Regions from separate parts of the Homo sapiens genome. Here region 2 is linked to region 1. A link is a loop called in an ENCODE intact Hi-C map of the cell type or tissue named here. Cell type or tissue: GM12878. All regions are shown on one strand.

Region 1 (2,500 bases):
TTTTTCGTTGTGAGAGACTGTCCTGTGTGTTACAGGGTATTTGTAACATTCTTAGCCTCTTCCCACCAGATGCCAGTAGCACACTCTCCCAAGACCAAAAATGTCTCCACACTTTGCCAAATATTTCCTGAGGGAGGGTTGGGGTGGGGGTAGGGGGAGGAAGACAAAATTACTCCCATTTGAAAATACTGATTTAATGCATTGATTTGGGTTGAAAATTGATTCATTTATCCAAAGGCGTCAGTGGAAAAGTTTGTTTTAATTATTTTCTGTAGTTTTTCCATACACAAGTAATGTTTCATACTCAGTGCTGAAAGGAGGTAGATTCTTGATTCTGGTTCACTCAGATTGAGGTAGTAGGGAGAAAATTTCGATTCTAATCTTGTAATAAATACATTCTATCAGTTTCATAGACTCTGTCTGCAGACTTATTCTCAAGGTCTTTGTGCATATTTGAATGCATGTCTTCTTTCAGTGCTGTTTTCAGTTAATCTTAGGTTGTCTTTGAATATTATGTGAACTATCTTCTTACATGTGAAGTTACTTATTTGCTATTCTTAAGTCATTTCTCAATGGGGTTCCCAATTTGGGACTACTCACTTTGGGCAGGGGGGATTTACAAGCCTGCATTATAAATATTAGAAGTAGGTGCCCTGGATAAAAATAAACTGTTTATAAAGACAGTGTGGCCGATCCACAAGTTTGAATAGCTTTGCTTACATTTTGAAGTTCAAAGAAAGAATCTTTTCAAAAAATCCTACTACTATTTGACTTGGCCATATATATATAGGTATTGTAAGATGCAAACCCAGGATCTTATCTTTGTCCTCATGGTTATTCCCATGCAGCTGAGGATACAAAACCTATACAGCAGACAACTGAGACAAAAGTTGAGAACTGAATTGTATAGAAAGCCACTGGAAGTTTTCTTTTGCCTAGTTAAAGCTCAAAAGAATTTACAATGTACAATTTAAATTCAGAGTTGTAACTGTGCTGGGGGACAATGAATTTTACACTGAAATGTGACAGTGTCAAGATTATTTAAAAGTATTGCATCTCTAACTTTAAAATTAAGGTTTTGTTTTTGTTTTTTTTGTTTTCTTTTTTTTAAATCTCAGTAACCATGAGAGATACAGTTTCTAATCCTGCCAGGTGGAAGCAGCACAATGCAAGGTGTGGGTGGGTGCCTAGTAGAAATGGGACAGAAAAAGAGTGAAACTCTGACCACCAGATGGCAGCAGAGGCTTGTGCCAAAGGGATACCTTTCTGGTCCCAGAAAGGGGTGGGGTAAGGCCGCTTGAGTAGTGGCAGTGACAGCAAGGCAGTCTAAGAAGCCAGAACTGAATGAACTAAGAAGCCAGAGCAGAACTCTTCTGAGCCAGAGTCACCCAAGTGCTAGTTCATTTGAGAAATGGTGAGGCAGTAATAGAGTTCAAGAGGTTAGAACAAAGTAAGAGGGGTGAGCCAGAGGATACTCCTAGCCATTCAACAAACTTAAAGAAGGCAGAACAGCTAGAGGTTGAAAAGGACAGGAATGGTTCTTAGATAGGACAGGACAAGAACCTGAAGTTAGATTGTAATCACCGGTTATAAATCCCTCCTTTGGTCTCTTTGAGGAGCCACAAAATAGGAAACGTTTCAGGCACTCTCCAAATGGCACAGAATCTAGTTATCTCTAATATTGAAAGTAAATTTTATTGATAACTGGGATAACTTGGAGGGAGATGGGCAGAGATGGTTAAAGGAAACCTCCAGAAATGGTGTTGTTTATCGTCTTTTTAAATAAAGATGTAACCATAGTCTCAAATCTAATTTTTTACTTCTCATTTCTTTTGCTTCAAAAGGGAAAACCAGTGATAGTCACATCCTTCAGAAAAATTAGTTAATTTTTTTCCTTAAACAAATCATTACTTAAGAATTTAATTGATAATTCCCACTGGGAGAAAGCATCAAGATGAGCAAAAAACAAGTGGCATTTTATTTGGAATATTTAAGAAGTAAAACAATTCCAATTGTTAGAAGAGACTTGACGTATAAGAACTAAGCATTAAAAATGGTAATTAAGATTAATTGAAGGTTTACTCTGTGAACGCCATTGTTTCATTGCTCTATGCAAATTTTGTAGAGCAAAAAATTCATTGACCAGCAGCATCAAAATTAACTGGGGAGAGTGATGCCAGCAAGATGACATAATAGAAGGTAACCCACTCATTACCCGCCACCCCCCATAACAACAATAATTCTGCACCACCACAGACCAAAGTCTCTGTGCAGGAGCCTCAGGATTCAGGTATAAGATTGTGAAACCCCAGTGGATCCCAAGACCTAGAGGTTGTTTTGAGAGTGCAGACTAGCACCCTAGTGGCTGATCTGCTGATTTTGCTTCTGGGTTCAAGCCTGGAAATGGTTCCATTCCCCAAGGAGCTTGGCTAAAAACTCATTTGGTCTTGAGCCTACAACCAAAACCATCTGCCAAGGAGTCCAGAAAGAATCATGTACA
Region 2 (2,500 bases), 700 kb after region 1:
GGCAAAACCCCACCTCTACTAAAAATACAAAAAACTAGCTGGGTGTGATGGCACACATCTGTAGTCCCAGCTATTCCAGAGGCTGAGGTACAAGAATCACTTGAATCTGGGAAGCAGAGAGGCTGCAGTGATCATGCCACTTCACTCTAGCCTGGGTGACAGAGTGAGACCATCTTAGATAGACAGATCGATAAATAGACAAATAGACAGATAAAAACGTACCTTTGGGGACAAATTAAATGGTTATCTAGCCATTGCTTCTTGATGTTGTCTTAGCCCATCTAAACATACACTGCCAGGGCCTAACATAAGTACAAAAGGTTCAGCTATTATTTGTGGTTAGAGATAAAGTAGTATGAAGAAAACTGACATGCTACTTCAATTTTTAAATGTCAATATTTAAATCATTAAAAAATAAAAGAAACAAAAAAAAGAGTCTACTTGGGCCACTGTTTAGAGAGAATTCAACTATAACCAGGACTGTCAACCCAGAGAAATTTTCTTTAGTTACATTTTATTGTGACTCTAAAGGTTTCATACTCCAGAGGACGGGGGGAAGGGATTACTGAATCTAGAAAAGGTACACATGTTCAAAGCAACACAATTTAAAGAATGCTCTTCTAACATACAACATATCTCCAATTTCACTGGATGTGAAGAAATACCAATACACTAATGAATACAACTTAATCATCTCACTCCTCAGAAATCTAAGAGCATCAGAAATAAGGCTTTATATATGAGGCTTTATATATGCAAAATATAAAAGTATCCCTAAGTAACATTAAATGTATATATTAAATTTAAACCAAAGAGTATGCTAATCTAGAAATGATGTTTCCCCATTAAGTCTGGGAAAGTTCCAAGGCCACAGAACCAATCTGTCTTCAATCAAAAGGAAATCTTTAGCTTTTGACTGAATTTTTTTCTTTCCATGACTAAGTAAATAAATCTGCTACATCTCAATTACCCTTTAAGCAAGATTTTGAGATCCACTCTTTGACAAACTGAAAAGCACTGAAAATAAACATTGCTCTTTCAAAACACCGATCCCATAATTCACTTTCCCCCTTTTCATTTTTGCCCACCCGAGTAGACTTTCGGGGAAGGACAGAGAGAGGAAAGACGGAAAGGAGAAAGGGAAGAAAAACTGATTCATTTAAGAATTTAAATTATTTCATCTCTTTTTATTACTTGACCTACCATTAAGACAATCTATAACAAAAAAAGTATATTAGCACACATGGTATAATCAGACTGGTAATCAGGAAGCAATACAAAACGGTCCTTTGGCCATCTATACTTTCTAGAGCAGTAAATCTCATAAATTCACTTACCAAGCCCAGGAATAATGACTTTTAAAGCCTTGAATATCAACTAAGACAAATTATGCCAATTCTGATTTCTCACATATACTTAGATTACACAAAGATAAAGCTTTAGATGTGATCATTGTTTAATGTAGACTTATCTTTAAAGTTTTTAATTAAAAACTACAGAAGGGAGTAAACAGCAAGCCAAATGATTTAACCAAATGATTTAAGAGTAAAACTCACTCAGAAAGCATTATACGTAACTAAATATACATGAGCATGATTATATACATACATGAAACTGCAATTTTATGGCATTCTAAGTAACTCATTTAAGTACATTTTGGCATTTAAACAAAGATCAAATCAAGCTTTAAGCTTGTAAGAACGTAATTTTCATTTTTAATTTTTTAAATATAAAAAGGTAGCTAAACACAAAGTACAGATCAGAAACCCTCATTTAATATAGATTATTTTGGAAATTAAAAAATTTGTAACAAGGTGGCTTTCTTACCCACCCTAAAATGTAAATAAAACCTCTTCCCCAGATTTATACTTCATACTTGGTAACAACCTAAAAGTTTTTCAAATCTATGAAAAAAATCTACCATGACCAATTTAAATTACCTGGGAAAGGGCAGGAGAAGGGATCAATAACAGAGTCAGTTAGTTGCACACAGATGGAAAAATGCTTGCAGTCACTCCCAAATATAACCCTACATTACCTTATATATAAATCACAATGAAAATAAAAGTGCCTACATTACAGAACTGTGAAATTTTGTTTAAAAAAATAATAAAAATAAACTGTTGGGTATCATTGGAATAATGTAACACATAAGGCTGGAAAATACTGAAATACAGTTAAGACTCAATACACAAGTTTACTTTAAAAAAGAAAAGAAAGAAAAGTTTGCCAGAGAAATAAATGCTAGATAGGAAAGCAGGACTTTCAGCAGGATAGCCTTTCAGACCAATTTGAAGCAACACAGACACATTATACCCTACCATCAACCCACCAGAAATTCTAGCTGAATAAAAAGGAAGGAAAAAAAGACTAAACCAAAGTAAAAAACTTCTTCCAAAATCTCATGCCCCAGTGAATGTCACGGGGAAAATTCCCGACACTGAACTTTGTCCGCCTGGCATTTCTCCCTTTAGCAGCATCACCTCTATTTCTCTGTTAG

Evidence for each region. Peaks named below come from ENCODE experiments on the same cell type or tissue, not always from the same donor. Only the 100,000 strongest peaks of a DNase experiment are listed, where the experiment ranks them.
Region 2: it touches region 1 in a loop (5-fold over the local background); 17 of 110 quality-filtered maps call a loop at or near these places.

What each region holds. Positions count from the first base shown.
Region 1 is chr17:69,234,383-69,236,882 of GRCh38, reverse strand. PRO1804 (a long non-coding RNA gene) reads left to right here and starts at 1,871. Exons shown (of 1, transcript NR_130736.1): 1 at 1,871-2,500. It also overlaps a transcript of ABCA10 not described here. In GM12878, a CTCF peak has its summit at 1,224 (motif pointing right); a DNase peak (open chromatin) is centred at 1,242; H3K27ac peaks cover 283 bases.
Region 2 is chr17:68,531,429-68,533,928 of GRCh38, reverse strand. PRKAR1A (protein kinase cAMP-dependent type I regulatory subunit alpha) reads right to left here. Exons shown (of 11, transcript NM_002734.5): 11 at 498-2,500. Among named protein-coding and RNA genes, the nearest start is that of PRKAR1A, 20 kb to the right of the region's middle. In GM12878, no CTCF peak of the experiment used is centred here; no DNase peak of the experiment used is centred here.